Regions from separate parts of the Homo sapiens genome. Here region 2 is linked to region 1. The links are chromatin loops, found by intact Hi-C in ENCODE. Cell type or tissue: CD14-positive monocyte. All regions are shown on one strand. Links, peaks and the distances in the headings refer to the core of each region. The heading gives the core; the rest is flanking DNA. Region 1 has its middle 91 kb from the start of LINC02399. Region 2 overlaps LOC107984543 (a long non-coding RNA gene).

What was found. Peaks named below come from ENCODE experiments on the same cell type or tissue, not always from the same donor. Only the 100,000 strongest peaks of a DNase experiment are listed, where the experiment ranks them.
Region 2: a loop joins it to region 1, with 2.1 times the contacts of the local background. A loop is called at or near these places in 4 of 110 quality-filtered maps.

Annotation. Positions count from the first base shown.
Region 1 is chr12:89,855,184-89,858,106 of GRCh38, reverse strand. No RefSeq gene overlaps it. Among named protein-coding and RNA genes, the nearest start is that of LINC02399, 91 kb to the left of the region's middle. RefSeq lists an enhancer at 3-52. In CD14-positive monocyte, for the core only: no CTCF peak of the experiment used is centred there; DNase peaks (open chromatin) are centred at 286 and 1,516; H3K4me3 peaks cover 1,546 bases; H3K27ac peaks cover 1,945 bases.
Region 2 is chr12:89,788,231-89,791,153 of GRCh38, reverse strand. The region is part of intron 2 of LOC107984543 (a long non-coding RNA gene); the gene reads right to left. Among named protein-coding and RNA genes, the nearest start is that of ATP2B1-AS1, 81 kb to the right of the region's middle. In CD14-positive monocyte, for the core only: no CTCF peak of the experiment used is centred there; a DNase peak (open chromatin) is centred at 1,093; H3K4me3 peaks cover 755 bases; H3K27ac peaks cover 2,456 bases.

The sequences.
Region 1 (2,923 bases), core at 146-2,645:
CGTTTCAAGCTATTGCACCAGCCGTACCTGCCACCCAAGACACTCGCCATCCTCCCCCTGTATTTATTCATCACACACTTATGTAACACTTAAGTGAGACACACTCTTCCAAGTACTTTGGGAATATCAATGCATTTATTCATCCTTACAAACCTGGGATAGGTAAGTGGTAGGTACTATTGTTACCCCCACTCATAGAGAAATTGAGGAATCTGAGGTTGAAGAATTGAGAAATTGAGGTTGAAATTGAAGAACTGAGAAATTGAGGTTGGGAACCTTGCCTGGGGTCATGCATAGTTACTGGAAAAAACAAGACTTGAGCCCAGAGAGCCTGGCTGTAGAATCCACGCATTTAGCAACCATGTTCTAGTGCCTCTCCTTCATCTGGCTAAACCCACTCTTTCTCAAATCTCAGCTCAGCAATTAATACTTCCCAGAAGCCTTCTTTGATTTCCCAGTCTGAATTGGCATTTTGAATGGGCTTATTTTTGTCATGGCACTTACAGTACTGTACAGTAAAAAAAAGAAAGAAAAAAGTTCATTTTCTTCTCTGACAAACTAGACTAAGTTTCTTTTCTTTCTTTCTTTCTTTTTTTTTTTTTTTTCTTTTTTTTGAGACAGAGTTTCATTCTTGTCACCCAGGCTGGCATGCAATGGTGTGATCTCGGCTCACTGCAACCTCTTCCTCCTGGGTTCAAGCAATTCTTCTGCTTCAGCCTCCTGAGTAGCTAGGATTACAGGCACCCACCACCACGCACAGCTAATTTTTGTATTTTTAGTAGAGACGGGGTTTCACCATGTTGGCCAGCCTGGTCTGTCTTGAACTCCTGACCTCAGGTGATCCACCCGCCTCGGCCTCCCAAAGTGCTGGGATTACAGGCGTGAGCCACGGCACCCAGCCTAGACTAAGTCTCTTAACAGAGGAAGAGATATTTGTTGTGTCTCCAAAGCCTAGCCCAATGCCCAGCATGAATAAGTAACTAAGTATGTGTTGAATTTAAAAAAAAAAAAAGAATAAATGCATGAATGAATGAATCTGTACATGAATTTACAAGCAAGCAGCAAGGGACATCAATAACAAACAATCTGAACAGTCTGCCACTGAATCGCCAAGTCACCTGTATACAATTTTATGAGGCGTTTCCATTTTTGGCGTAGGAGATGGCCTATCTAGTATCAAAAATAAACTTTAGGAGTCTTTCTACAAATTTGACAGATTTTCATGGGAATTCAAATTAAATGCATGATTGGACATTTATTTGTTTAATCTACTCAGTAGGTTTCTTTTATTTTCCTGTGTCAAGCATGAAAGTTAAAACTATTTCTAGGCCTTTCATCTTAGCTTGGCTTTCCCCTTAATTTCTTTGCTCCAGAATGTTGAACAAAACAGGTCCCTTTTTGTGGTTGGAAAGTTTGGCTTTACATAGAACCTTTCAACACACAACTGTCAGCACCTGATTATGGGCCATTTTTTAGCCTATGACTTTCACTTCCTTCCTTAAATAGGTCTTTCAGATGAATCATCTTTAGCCACTCTGTGATTATGCAGGGATCAGATACGCAGTATAGAAATGAACAGGATACACTGAAGTCCCTTCTATCTTGTATCATTTTGTGCTCTGATTTGGGGGGGGTTCATTTTTTATGCAATAAAAATGTGATTGACTACTGTGTGCTGGCTTTTGTTCGAGCTGTCAGTTCATTAGCACTTCCAACTAGAGTGGGAAGAAGCAGAGAACTGGATAAAGCTCACGTCCACTAGTTTTGAGCTGTTTAGCATTCCTAGTTCGGAGACAAATTTGGTGGGAAAAGACTTGGATGAGACTTATTTGTCCAACTCTTTTTCTATACCCCATGTAATTATTAAACTGTATGTGTGTATATGTGTGTATAAGCAGTCAACCAGCATAGTTGCAGAGCCCCTTAGCTACTCAAAAATTCATCCCTCAACCCGTAATTTATGAATACTTCATCAAATTCATTCCTACAATACACATGCTGATGGTCATAGCTATTTACTTATTAGATCAATTTTAGAAAATATTATGTTTGGGTAAATAATCTCTTTAATGGTGGTTTATTGTGTCACGTGTATACATGGTCCTGAATATTAATATGAAAGAACCCACTTTTTTTCCTACGAGATAAGAAAAATCAAGGTACCAAAACCTACAATGCTGAAATGTACTAGAATGGATTAAGGAAAGAAGAAATTTGCAATAGGGATTCTTGTCTTTTATCTTCCATATGAATGACATCCTAAATATATATGATGCTGACCTACATTTCTATAGTTGAAGGCTATTTTCTGAGTGAAATCAGCTACAATGAAATGTGCAGTAACAGACATACAAAAAGGAATAGGCAACAGAACTCAAATTGAAGAATTAAATGGGCAAGAGGTGAACAGAATAAAGTGCAGAACCTCATATTTGGTAGGCTTTAAGAAAGATTTTTACCTCTTAAGGACAGAAAAACTACTCCTTTAAGAGTTTTGCCAAGTCTGCAAAACAAGATTCTGGCTTTGTTCAGCTTCTTCCTCTCCTCTATCTTCTGAGAAGAGAAGACATGTTAAAAGAAAGCAATGCTTTGGCATCAGTAATGGAGAATTGTCAGAGAACCAACAGAAAGAAGCAATGCCTGCAAGGTGGTAGGAAGAAGAAAAAGACTTCACAGGAGAGGGTGGGCAGAGGAAAGTAAAAACAGCCCAAGCTGGAGGCAGAGGAAATGGCTCAGGGGAGAAGCTAGGAGTGAGAATAGCTGTGGGGTGTGAAGGCAGCTTGTAGAAAAGAGAAAAGAACATTTTTTTAGGAAAATTTCTGAGAGCTATGTGTCCCTGATATGGTTGGGATGTTTGTCTTCTCCAAATCTCATTTTGAAATGTGATCCCCAATATTGAAGGTGGGGCCTGGTGGGAGGTGTT
Region 2 (2,923 bases), core at 128-2,627, 67 kb after region 1:
ACAGAGGAGAAAAATGAAGATCAAAGAGGATAAGATATTTGTAAAAGACATGTAAAGAATGGACCAAAATTGTTTTGCTGTAAGCTCAAGTCAATGTTCTCCTCATAATAGATTATCTTTTTTCTGAAAGGTAACCCAGCATTTACTCTCTTGCATCTTTTCCCCTCTTTCCCACCCACACTTCCATTAGAAACATTTAAGGCTGACATATTTGAAGAATTATTTCCAAAGCTTCCTTGGAAAAGCCAAAGTTTAGTTGCATTTCTGCTGGGGTTTTTTTGTATTTCTTCTGAAGCTTACCATGTTGAGAATATTATTTGCCCGCAATTAGACACTTTCAGCTAAAGCTGCAAGAGAAAATGTATTACCTGATGGGCTGAGCGCTAATGGAAATTTATACCATGGCAAATATCAGTTATCTCACTAAACAATTTTTCTCTAAAGATGTGCTTAGCAATTTGATACTAATATGATTAATACTTATTTAAGACAAGACCCGTCACTTTGTATTTTCCAGAAAATATAGTATTTTTAGCCTTCTTTCTTGCCAATGGAATTTAAAAGCAAAATTTACATTTATTTTGGTGTGATTTCAGGCAACCAGTAAGTGTTTAGTAAGTCCTTTAACAAATACAAAATGTCATTCATCTATTCAAGGGAATGTTATTAAATGGCAAATTGTGGCACACAGGCTGTACTCTGAAAATAATAATATTCCTGAAATTTAAGGGGACTGCTCAGATTAAAAGAAAGGTGGACAATGAGTTCAGATTGTTCATGTACAGAGTTCATAGAAGGCTCTAAAAGCCTGGCCATGGCCAAGCATATACAATAATAACAATAAAATAAACGTTTTTACTTTAAAAATCCTGAAAAATAAATGTTATCAGTTTCTGCATTTTTAAATAAATTACACAAATATTATCTTCCAATCAGGGAAGAAATTCAGGTCCCTCTTTTCAGTTTCTGTATACAAGTGGAGTTTAAGATGAAGGAAAAAGGAAGTAGTTTGATTTCACTTCCTCCTTTTGCCTTCTTCATCTATTCTACTTCACTTCCAGTTTTACTCCCTTGACTAACTGCTTCCCTCCCCTGTGTTCTTCCACTGACAGCAGAGAAAGTGACATGGGCACCCTGGAAACGTCTTTTTGTCTTTCATAATCTGGCCTGTGGCTACATTCTAGTCATATTTCTTGCCAGATTTCTAAAACTTCCCTAAGCTCTAGTCATACAAAACATTCATTATTCCCCCAAGAACTCACATTTTTTTAAATATGCTATTGTTGTAACTAGGAATGTTCTATACCTAGCTTCATCTACATGTAAGTGGTTAAAACCAAAATATTAAATAACCCCTGGAATTTTTCTTTACATAAAATATTTATGGCACAATATTTAATCTAATAAACTAAAGAAAATTGCGCATGTTTTTCATAACAATGATTTCAGGTTACTAAATAATGAAAACAAAAAATAAAAGTAATGATTTGATGCTTTGTGGCATGCAAAAGACAACTCTCTAAAACCAAGAAATAATTTGTTGATTGGAAAATAAACTGAACACATAATTATGGAACTAGGAAAAACAAAGGGTTTTTTCAAGATTTCTCCCAGTTATCTGTTTGTTTTTTTTTTGTTTTTTTTTTTTTTTGAGACAGGGTCTCACTCTGTCACCCAGGCTGGAGTGCAGTGGTGTGATCATGGCTCACTGCAACCTCGACCTCCCAGGCTCAGGTGATCCTCCCACCTCAGCCTCCCAAGTAACTGGGACCACAAGGTGTGTACCACCATGCTTGTCTAATTTTTATAATTATTTTCAGAAACAGAGTCTCCCGATGTTGCCCAGACTGATCTTTAACTCTTAGGCTCAAGTGATCCTCCTTCTTTGGCCTCCCAAAGTACCAGGATTACAGGTGTGAGCCACCATGTTCGGCCCCAGTTACCTTTTTCACAGACAAAGAAAAAAAAGCACAAAAAAATTAAGTTGCCTACTCAGGGTCATAAAAGAAATCAGTGGCAGCTTCCATCCAGTGCTGTTTCTACTGAATCACATTCCTTTCTTTTTCAAAAGACTAGAGAGCTTAGAATCATAGTATTCCAAGGTAGCTATTACTTATTCAATGCCTTCCTTATTAGGAAGCTGCTGTCACCCAAATCAGGCCAATATTTTCAGGGTAGAAACATCCAAATATCTCTATGCTAAAATCCTCCTCTGAGAGTCCAGATGGGGAAAGTCTTGAGAGCAATTCCATCTTTTAATATAAAAGTGTCTAATAGTATATTTTGATCCTCTATATTTGTTGTAAATTCACCTATCATATTTCCTGCTGCCAAAATAACAAAAAAAAAAAGATTTATGTTCATAGGTTACTTCCTTCAAAGCCTTCAAAAGAGGTAGGCTGCAATGATGATCAACATAACTATTAAGTATCCTATAACACACCCTAGAGGGAAGCAATATGAAAACAAGACCTGGGATCAGGGGGTTTTGCCTAGAAGTAAAAGAAGTTAAAATGGCTGTTACTGTTAACAGTGAATATACTATTACTTTTACTCACTTATTAGCAACTACAGTTATCTTTTTAAAAAATTACATAATTCAGCCCATGCATAAAGACCTTGTAATATACACATAGTTGACATGTAAATATATATGTATCTCGATGTGCTAGAATTAAGCCCAAGACTACAGGTCACTTGCTTTAGGTTCTGTCTTAAGTCAGTTGCCCTGGGAAAGAGATGCTGAGATGAAGATTTGTGTGCAGGAAAAATGCTGGGAGTGTGATATTTCTTGATGATGATTACACATGAGAACAATACATAGGAGGGAGACAGGGAAACAACATTAGTCAAAATGAGAAGTTGATGTTTTATGTAGTTACAACAAAGGCTTCAGCAGATCCCATGGGAAGCTCTGGGGCTG